2 separate regions of the Homo sapiens genome follow, and region 1 is linked to region 2. Evidence: read pairs that join two places in POLR2A ChIA-PET (ENCODE). Cell type or tissue: PC-9. All regions are shown on one strand. Links, peaks and the distances in the headings refer to the core of each region. The heading gives the core; the rest is flanking DNA.

Evidence for each region. Peaks named below come from ENCODE experiments on the same cell type or tissue, not always from the same donor. Only the 100,000 strongest peaks of a DNase experiment are listed, where the experiment ranks them.
Region 1: POLR2A ChIA-PET joins it to region 2 with 7 read pairs; 2 of 35 experiments call an interaction of 5 or more read pairs at or near these places.

The regions. Positions count from the first base shown.
Region 1 is chr13:114,018,232-114,023,596 of GRCh38, forward strand. RASA3 (RAS p21 protein activator 3) reads right to left here. Exons shown (of 24, transcript NM_007368.4): 9 at 3,173-3,277; 10 at 532-688; 11 at 1-21. Among named protein-coding and RNA genes, the nearest start is that of C13orf46, 47 kb to the left of the region's middle. In PC-9, for the core only: no CTCF peak of the experiment used is centred there; no DNase peak of the experiment used is centred there.
Region 2 is chr13:114,096,137-114,101,501 of GRCh38, forward strand. The region is part of intron 1 of RASA3 (RAS p21 protein activator 3); the gene reads right to left. Among named protein-coding and RNA genes, the nearest start is that of RASA3-IT1, 11 kb to the right of the region's middle. In PC-9, for the core only: no CTCF peak of the experiment used is centred there; a DNase peak (open chromatin) is centred at 3,325.

The sequences.
Region 1 (5,365 bases), core at 71-5,070, 78 kb before region 2:
GGCCGCAGACGCTGACACGGGCTGCGGGGAGGGGTGAGGTCAGTGCCAGGGCCCGGGGTGCAGGAACCCCAGAGGCCTGTCCCCACCTTGGCTGGGGTCTCACTTCCAGCCACAATAGATACGGCTCTTTGCTGAGACAGAAACACACACATTCACAAAAACACCAAACTTCCCATTTGCTGCTGCTTGGCTGGACCCTTGGAGGGGCATCTGCACCTCCTTCTAGCGACCCCCCCATGCAGCCAGCTCTAGGGCCCCTGAGCCGGTAGAGGGACTCTGATGATGGGGTCCCCCTCGAACAACCCGGAGAGTCCTTAGCATCACCAGGCTCCCACGGCTCTAACTGTCGACGGACCAGTGCCCCCAGCAAAGGGGTCCAGGCATCTGGACGGGAAACAGGCCAGGCTGGGAGGCGTGGGAAAGGCCCCCTCAGGGAGAAGGTGCCCTCTGGGGTGGGCCCGGGTGTAGGGTGGGGCCCCAGGCAGGTGGCACCTCCTGCCCACACCCACAGGCCACGGCGTGGACAAGCACCTCCACATCCGCAGACTTCAACAGCAGGTCCCGCAGAGGGCTGTAATAGTCAGAAGAAAACACGTGGTCTTCCGTGTATACCACGTTCAGCCGCAGGGAGCCCAGGTCGTCTGGCTTTAGGCTCTTGCTACCATTGTCCCGGGGCTGGAGGAAGTACCTGGGTGGGAGGGACACATGGAGGGGAGGCATGAGGCTGCATCTGCCAAGGAGCAGCTCTCAGGGAAGCCCAGCTGCCTGCTTGAGGTCGACTGGTCAGGAGGGTGATCCTGTAGGACCCCTCAGAGTGCAGCCCCTGGGGACTCCCCACCGAAGACCCCCAGCAGGGCTGGTCACCGGGGATCCCCAGGAGGCAAGTGTTGGAGCCAAAGGCGCAGGAGTCAAGGGGGGAAACGCGGAGGGGGATGGGGGTGGAACGTGGCAGGAACGGGTTTCCGGGAACCGGCACAGAAGTGGTCAGTGACCCGCCCTAAGACCCACACCCAGCAGTGTCAGCAGCAGGTGGAAATGAAAATTATCTCAACCAAAGTGTGCCGTGGCTCCCGATGTCACGGGGTGGGGGCCTTGGGCTAGTGAGCCTGGCAGGCCACCTGGGCACCTGGTCATTGTAAGAGACGTTTTCTGCCCGGACATTCTTCCATCTTTGGTTCTACCCCACGCAGTCACCCAGGAGCCCTCTTCTGCTCTCATTTGTGGGCCAGGCAGTCTAAGCTCTCAGGTGGGTGGAGCCTGTGTCCGAGGCCCCGCCCCCATCAGGTGGGTGGAGCCTGTATCCAAGGCATTAGCCCCCGTCAGGTGGGTGGAGCCTGTCTGCAGCATTAGCAGCCCGGTCAGGTTGGTGGAGCCCGTGTCCGAGACATTAGCACCCCTGTCAGGTAGGTGGAGCCTGTGTCCGAGGCATTAGATCCCCCCTCAGATGGATAGAGCCTGTGCCTGAGGCATTAGCCCCCGCCAGGTGGGTGGAGCCTGTGTCTGAGACATTGGCGCCCCCGTCAGGTGGGTGGAGCCTGTGTCCGAGGCATTAGCCCCCCTCAGGTGGGTGGAGCCTGTGTCCGAGGCATTAGCAGCCCTGTCAGGTGGGTGGAGCCTGTGTCCGAGGCATTAGCCCCCCTCAGGTGGGTGGAGCCTGTGTCCGAGGCATTAGCAGCCCTGTCAGGTGGGTGGAGCCTGTGTCCGAGGCATTAGCCCCCGCCAGGTGGGTGGAGCCTGTGTCCGAGGCATTAGCCCCCGCCAGGTGGGTGGAGCCTGTGTCCGAGGCATTAGCAGCCCTGTCAGGTGGGTGGAGCCTGTGTCCGAGGCATTAGCCCCCCTCAGGTGGGTGGAGCCTGTGTCCGAGGCATTAGCCCCCCTCAGGTGGGTGGAGCCTGTGTCCGAGGCATTAGCAGCCCTGTCAGGTGGGTGGAGCCTGTGTCCGAGGCATTAGCCCCCGCCAGGTGGGTGGAGCCTGTGTCCGAGGCATTAGCAGCCCTGTCAGGTGGGTGGAGCCTGTGTCCGAGGCATTAGCAACCCCGGTCAGGTGGGTGGAGCCTGTGTCTGAGGCATTAGCCGCCCCCCATCGCCCCAGGTAGGTAGAGCCTGTGTGCGAGGCATTAGCACCCTGGGGCTCTCTGGGGTATGTGGTGGCTGCCTTGGCTACCAGGGCCAGGGATTCATTCAGCATAGGAGGAAGCCTAACTCAGCTCAGGGGGCCTGTGCCCGTGCCGTCTTCGTAGAATCAAAAGACACGCGTGTTTCACGGTTTCTGGGATGGAAACCTGCCCTCACACATGGCAGAGGGACACATGGGGTGCGAGGCCCCGGCACACAGTCCACGCCTGGGAGTGCACGCTTCCCGTGACTCCGGGCCCTCTCAGGAGCTGCCTGTCGCTAAGGGACACACATGAACTGGAGATAAAATGAAACAATGGCCTGTTCCTTCCACCAAAACACCAAGCACCTGGAGACAACAGGAAAGAAAGGCAGGAGGCAGCAACACACAACATGTCCTGGGGTGGGTTCTGGGTCAGAGCCGACCACTGAGGTCTAGACGTGCAGAGGGGAGTAGAGAACCCTGTAATGCGCCCTCAACAGGAGGTGCTGCCGAGGGCCCAGAACAAGACCCGGAGCGCAGCCGCGGCGCAGCCCTGCTGTGTGCGCATTCTGGGCTCCTGCACCGGCTGCTGATGCCCTCCCCTACTGGTGTCAGACCTCACGAGCTGCTCGCGGCTCAGGGCCCCGCTTTCACCCAGGATCAGACCCCACGAGCTGCTCACAGCTCAGGGTCCCACTTTCGCCCAGGATCAGACCCTGCGAGCTGCTCGCGGCTCAGGGTCCCACTTTCACCCAGGATCAGACCCCGTGAGCTGCTCGTGGCTTAGGGCCGCTTTCACCCACGTTCCCTGTCTTGTTTTGAGGTGCCAGCCATTGTGAGTCCCTGCTCAGTGTGATCCCTGCTGCCTCTCCTCACCTGCCATTTCTCACCTGCTGTGGGGCAGAAACTCATCAAGCCAGAGCTCGTCAGAGCTACATGCAAAGTAAGAGCAGGTGGGTGCTGGGCACAGCCGAGGACCAGCACATGTGGCCTCTGTGCCTTTCCACTCAGAGGCAGCACGTGTTTTTGTGGCTCTCAGAGATGCGGAAGTCTGCAGGTGCAACATCATCTTACCACGCCTCGTAGGAGCTGGACTGCCGCAGGACTTTCAACGGGATCCTTAGTTCTCCCAGGAATTCATCTCCAAACTTCAGGTTACTGGCATTCCAGAGGTCAACTCTGAAAAACAGCATCAGGACAGCTCTAGCTGACGGCGGGCAGCCCGTGTGGAGCAAAGATGACAGGCCACGCTTTGTTCCCCCAGGAGCAGAATGGAGCCTGCAGCGCCTCCCAGAGTCTCCATCAAGGCTCAGCCCACAGGGCACGTTTCAAACACGTCAGACCAGCCTGTGGCTTTGGAATAAAGATGAGTGTCTCCCAGTGGTAATGGGCAGGCAGAGGAAGGCGGAAGGCCATGGGCCCGGACTCAGACCCAGGCTCTTAGATAGGAGGGAGCCTGGGCATCGCTGCGTGCACCCAGAAGCTACATGACCCCAGGCTCTTACATAGGAGGGAGCCTGGGCGTCGCTGCGTGCACCCAGGAGCTACATGACCCCAGGCTCTGTGCCAGGAGGGAGCCAGGCGTCGCTCTGTGCCAGGAGGGAGCCAGGAGTTGCTGTGTGCACCCAGGAGCTATGTGGCTGCTGCCACTCTCAGCTCCAGCACCATCTGTCCCCTTTGCCCACAACAGGCCCAGCACCAGCAGTCTGTGCACGGCGGGCAAATGTAGAACCCTGTCTCCATGGATTGCTCATGATCTAGGGGCACAAAGTGGATTCAGGGGCCATGCACACCACAGCGGGGGGAGAACTGTGGCCACAAACCACAGCACGGTCCACGAATCTCCGTGACTACCGCAGGCCCAGCATTGTGAAGCTTCTGCTCATGTCTAACACAGCAGCGGCTCCCACTAATGTTCTGTCCTAGTGTGGGATGGTACGTGTCCCCTCAGACCTGGGGCTGTGAAATTCTGACAGACATACAGCATCCCCGGCTGCAACAAGTCTACAGGGCTGGTAACCCAGTCCCTCATGGCCAGGACCCACTCATAGGCCTGAAACACCTGAAGTCATGCGTGGCCAGCCCTACCCACGGGCCTGAAACCACACAGTTACACGTGGCCAGCCCTACCCAGGGGGCTAAAACTCGGCAGGCCTAACCACACTGTGGGCATCAGGGGCATCCCCCTGGAGGGAGAAGATTCCAGAAGGCTGGGGATTTTGTTACCCTTGCGAATCCTGCAGGGAAGTGGCACCACAGAGGCACTGGCATCTGGGCCGGGGAGGGCTGACAGGCTGCACAGGAACCCACAGCGCGTTCCTTTCAGAAGGAACATGAGGGGACCGCTGATCTGCCCATGGACACTTTAAAAAAATGTGCTGAGTGGCCAGGCAGGCGCATTTGCCTTTAATAAGGGAAATATTTAAAACATGTTTTGTGTGCTTTTAAAAAATTTAATAACTAGGACTTCACTCCTGAATTCAAAACTTGGTGTAAAAAGAAACCAACAATGGCGCTTCCTTCTCTTGAAAAAGGGGCTGGTGTGAGTCCCTGGGGAGGCAGATCTGACCGACCACGTCAGGGACATTCTATGGTTCAGGACCCTGACCCCTCAGGAGGTGGATCTGACTGACCACGTCAGGGACATTCTATGGTTCAGGATGGAGACAACTATGGGGGACGGATCTGACCGATAACATCAGGGACATTCCTACAGTTCTCAACCACAAAACCACGCCTCCCAGCAGCCGTAGGGCCTGAGCCACGCACCGGCTCCACGTGTCCCATTAAGGGTCCCCCCAGGGCAGTGTTAGCCCCTGGGAGGGAGGGTGACCAGGGATTTGATGGCCAGCACATTCTCCAAAATGACCTAAAGAAAGCAGGTGCATCCCAGGCTCAGGGACATCCCAGGCTCGGGGACATCCCAGGCTCGGGGAACATCCCAGGCTCGGGGAACATCCCAGGCTTGGGGGCATCCCAGGCTCAGGGAACATCCCAGGCTCGGGGGCATCCCAGGCTCGGGGGCATCCTAGGCTCGGGGTCTCAGGGCCGGCTGGGGAGGGTCAGGAGGGAGCCGTTTCCTTCCTTCTCTGTCCAGCATGGGAAGATTCGGGGGCTTCAGGGGAGGCTCATCTGCCTCTTCATAGGGAATGGAGGCATTCGTTGGTACAGAAGGAACAGAGGCTACGTTCAAAAATAAACAGGAATCCAGCTTATTTTCACTGGGAGGAGGGAACCCGCCGGGGTTTGTGAAGGGCACATTCTGAC
Region 2 (5,365 bases), core at 216-5,215:
CTGGGTGGCATCGGTGTGCCGGAAAAGGGGTGCTCTCCAGGTGGCCCTGGCGGCATCGGTGTGCTGGGAAGGGAGTGCGCAGGCCCACCCCGGCGTGCTGCCTGGGAGTCCACGTTCTCGAAAATGCAGGGTGACCCTGGCGCAGGATCGGGTCTGAGAGCTGCTCACCGACCCATGCCTCCTCTAGCAAATCGCCTCTCTCACAGTCACCTCAACAGCATCTCAGCCGTTGTCCGACACTGGGTGATTCTGCACGCCCGGCTCGGAACCCTGTGCATTGCCCATCTGTGAGCCGACCTCCTGCCTGAAGCCACCTTCTCATAGCGCTCAGTACTGGGGACCCTGGCCGGGAAGTTTGCACAGAGTATGAGCTCTGGCTGACCATCCATGTCCTGGGTACAACTCACCCTCCTCCGTGATTCAAACTGTTCCAGCCTGGAATAACCCGATTGCTCCTATGGGAACAACTGCTCCTTTCCAGCCAAATGACCCATTTCCCAAACGCCTTCCCTTTCCATTCTCTAAATACTGTAGCACCACACTGACTAGCGTGCGGGTCTCCACCACAGTTATGACCACCCTTCCCTCCTCGTCCCCCAAAGCACTCAACAGCTCTCCAGCACCCACCGAATGAAGCACTGACCCTTCAGCCAGGCTCTGGAGCCCCTACAAGCAACGTCCGTCTGTGTCCAGGCCGATCTCGCTGCTCCCTCGGACGTACTCGCCCTACACCCCAGCCAAACGCACTCCGTGTTTGCCAACATGTGCGCCTTTGAACATGCGTTCTCTCCGCCTGCAGTGCCCTCCTCTGTGTCTCAATCCTTCCCGTGCACCAGGCCACTCTGAGTCTGCTCCTCCACGAGGCTCCCAGATCACCCCCAAAGCCACCACACCTGTCCCTGAGTGTTCATGGCGTCACAGTTGTCACTGAGGCTGTGGCACTTCCCCTTCCACCAGGCACAGCAGCTATAGTTGTGTGCACACATCCCCTCCTGAACCGAGCAGTTCTCCGCAGATATGGGCTGACCAAATGAGCATCTTTAGAGCTAACTGGGAACTGTCCAGGGGCGAGAGGCCTGGGTGGTCTTAGTACTGTCACTCATCTCTGCTTCAGTTAACTTGAGCAATAAAATACCCTGCAGATAAGGTCAGACGGCAGGTGCCAGTGTGTCCTGAAAAGCCGCAAGTCTACAAGCAGCCGGCAACCTGCCCGGCTATGCTGTGTGCATCCCCACAGGGCGCCAGGAGCAAACACCCAAACACCCATCCTATTCCCGATTCAGGGCAATGGTCCAAAAGACGCCATCGCTGCTACATGAGACAGAACGTCACAGCGAAGAGGCAGGCAGCAAATAGATGCCTCAGGGCGTTTCTCAAAGAAAGGCATGATGCAGCCTGAAAACCCCACCAGAAGTGTCTTCCTGAAGCATCTAAACGCCCTCTGAGTTCCTTCTCCCAGAAGAGAGCAGTTACATGAAGCAGCAATCACAGAACGGAAGTGCCCGGCCACAAAGGCTGCCGTCCTTCTCCTCGTCCCAGTCCATCTTACAGAATGGCTCCCCTCTGCAGGGCCACACAGTTGCCCGGGATGCAGACGCTGAGACGGGAGCTGATGTGCAGGTTTCTAGGGCAAGAGGCGGGAGAGAGTGGGCAGCCGACAGGACGGGGGACGCAGCCTATGCGGAGTGGATGCCTCAGGAAGGCCCTGCCTGGGTCTCAAGGCCCCACCATGGGGTCTTGTCTCATTCGTGACCCTGTGCACGCCGTGCAGCAGTGCAGACGGCCGGGGCCCCACCACAGGGGGTCCAGGGAGACCACCAGCGAGAGAGTGGATACCCCTGGGAACAAAGCGGGCCCAGATGGAGACCTCAGACAAAGGCAGCTCTCAGCCCTCAGCTGAGCACGCCGAGGGGCTACAGCCCCCATCCAGGCCCAGGCCGGCTGCCAGCACAGAGAGGCCCAAGTGGACCCCAGGGCCAAAACCCCAAGTCTGGGGGCTGCAGGGGAGCACGGCACCTGGCTAAAGACACAGCACACAGGGCTACAGCGGGCAGCCTGTGGTCAACAGCTCATCAGCGACGAGCCAGGCCCAGCCAAGACAGCAGGAAAAAAAATCAAACGGGAGGCCATGCCCTCTACCCTGGGGGCAGAGCTGAGAGGACAGAGAACAGGCGGACAAGGCAACAGGGACCCAGGTGCGGGTCAGCAGGCGCTAAGGATCCCAGGGTCTGCGTGCCCAGCCAGGCCTCACACCAGCGACATCCAGGGGTCTGCACCAGAGCCATGGGGGAACAGAGACACGAACAGGTGAAAGTTCAGCAGGGCTGCAGGCGCCCAGGCCAGCCCTGAGGCAGAGACGTGAACAGGCGAAAGTGCAGCAGGGCTGCAGCCCTGAGACCTGGTGGGCTGGGGTCAGGACGTTAAGGGTGTGTGTGTGTGGAATGGGGCTGGCCGGCCCCCTCCCAACAAGATGTAGGAAACCCCATGGCCGGGATGAGGGGAGGCAGGAAGGGCAAGGGGCATGGAGGCCGGCTGAGAGTCCAGAGGAGAGACCAGCCCAGACCCAGGGAAGAAGGAACCCCGTGGGATGTCCCAGACAGCAAGGAGAGAGGCAGTGGAAGGCACAAGGGCGGGAGAAAGACCTCAGAAGGGATTTAAAGAATGAAGAAATAAAAGCTCTGAAATTTATTTTAACAGAGCTTTGGGCTACACTCTAACCTTTGCTTCAGCAGCACAAGAAAAAGAGGCTGCACAGAGTGGCCCCGCAGGCCAGAAGGCAGCAACGCCCACTGATGCCGGACCACAGCAGTCGGGGCCCGGCCACCCGAGCCCCCCAGACCACAGCAGTCGGGGCCCGGCCACCCGAGCCCCCCAGACCACAGCAGTCGGGGCCCGGCCACCCGAGCCCCCCAGACCACAGCAGTCGGGGCCCGGCCACCCGAGCCCCCCAGACCACAGCAGTCGGGGCCCGGCCACCCGAGCCCCCCAGACCACAGCAGTCGGGGCCCGGCCACCCGAGCCCCCCAGACCACAGCAGTCGGGGCCCGGCCACCCGAGCCCCCCAGACCACCCCTCCTTTTCTCAAGGTCAGAACAGCAGTGAAGGTCAGAGCCAGAAGCACAGCAGACGCTCCCAAGCCACAGGCAGCTGCTGAGGCCTGAGCCGGGGACGAAGCTCCTCCCTGCATGGGGACACGCGGGGCTGCAGCCACTCCCAGGCCTCCATCACACAGGGACGGTACAGAAATAGCGTGTCTTGTGGGTGGGTGCTGGGTCGGGGAGGGAGGGCGACTGCCTCTCCCTTTCCAGGCACATTTGGATTCCCCGGGGTGTCCGGGAATGACTCAGGCCTCTGGTCAGCGCTTCTCAGACCTGTGTTCACACAGCGCGTCTCCCTCCTTTCCCTCCCTGCCTGGGACCTAAGTACGGCTCTGTTTAAAACTGGCCCAAATGCAGGGTCAGCGCCTGAGATGCAGCCCCCACAGCAGCCCCCCCACAGCCCCCCCACAGCCCCCCCAGCCCCCCCACAGCCCCCCACAGCAGCCCCCCCACAGCCCCCACAGCAGCCCCCCCACAGCCCCCACAGCAGCCCCCCCACAGCCCCCCACAGCAGCCCCCCCACAGCCCCCCACAGCAGCCCCCCCACAGCCCCCCACAGCAGCCCCCCCACAGCCCCCCACAGCAGCCCCCCCACAGCCCCCCCACAGCAGCCCCCCCACAGCCCCCCACAGCAGCCCCCCCACAGCCCCCCACAGCAGCCCCCCGTAGCCCCCACCCCACAGCCCCCCCACAGCCCCCCTGCAGCCCCCCACAGCCCCCACATGCTCCACTCGATGCTCACACGCACAGTTTTATCTCCTTAACTCTAATGCTGTTTAAAAACTATTGTCCTAATCAAGCAAGAAAAACTGCAGGTTTGCAAAGCGTCTGCTCTGGAAGAGCGGCAGGCCAGGGTGGAGAGACCACACTGCCACACCTGAACACAGCAAGGCTTTCCAAACTCTGCGCAATAGGAAGACGCCGAATGGTAAATGGAGGAGCTCGCAGGAGACGCAGCTCTGACTCTGCCCCGCCCCGGCCCGCGGTGCTGAGGGCGCGCCGATGTGGATGCCTCTGTGCCAGCACCAGCGGCTGCCCCTCGGCCCCGACCCTCCCCACTGCGTCCTGGGGCACCCTCAGAGCTTCGGCCATGGGGTGCACAGCACCCTCCAAGCATTCTGAAAGGAGATTTTAGACTCTTGTGCGCAACACCCAGGAGCCGCCCGCCTGCAAAGCACTTGGTCAGCGTGGCCTGGAAAGGGGAGGAAGGTCCTGGAGGCAGGGCTCTGTCAGGCGGAGGACGTGATGCTCAGAGCAGCCAGGGACCCCCGTCTGGGCCCAGTCCCCCTGCGCTGCGCCCCACGGCTGGCTGGAAGTTTGTTCTGGAAACCACCTCCAAGACAAGTGCAGCAGCCGGCCCTAGCAGTTGGGAAGAAGGCGGCTGACGTGGCTTCCATGGAAAATGCCAGAAAGCACATCCCACACCAGGACACCTGGGCAAACAGCCTCAACTCGGAAAATCCCAGGCTGGTTCGGTCTCTCTGCTGCCCGGACCTGTTTAAATGTCCAGCCGTTTGGGAACTGTGTACCCTTCGAGAAACACTCCAAGGCCCCAGGGACACCGGAAGCCGTGGAGCCCGGGCCCCATGCGTCTGTGTTCTCGCCACCTGGAGAGGCTGCTAGTGACTGACAGGTGGACTGCGGGGCCTCAACTGCTACTGAGAATGCCACACAATTTTAAAAACTCAGAAATTGCTTATTTTTAGAATTTTCCATTTAACATTTTTGGACCACGGCTGACCACATGTGACTGAAACCGCAGGTGAGGGGGTGAGCGTCAGCCTGTGTCAGGCTGGACACACCTGGGGGCCTGAGGAGCAGCCGGGGGTGTAGGGACAGGGGCTCCCCACACCCACATGGATGGCCTGTGCAGTCACCAGCAAGGCGGGTTCTGCAGGCCTGTGTCCCGGCCAACGGCAGCCACCAAACCTCTCTGCACTTCTGTTACAGACAAGTCAGAGAGGCCCAGAAAAAGGGACCAAAATTGAAGAACCAGGGAATTTCAGAGGGAAGGGAAGGGAAAATCCAACTGGCAAGCAGACCCCTGGGCCATGTGCTAGGAAGGGGTTCTGCCCAGCGAGGTCTACCCCCAACCAGGACGGGTAGGCAGTGGCCCCAGCACCCCCTGCACCCCCACGGCCCACCAGGGGACTGCACCTCTACAGGAAGGACAGAGGCAGGAGGAACCCCTCAGGGCTGGAGAGTTGCCAGCCACTGCCCGTGCTGGGCCCCGCCCTGAGACAGTGTCTAAGCACCACCCCATGGAC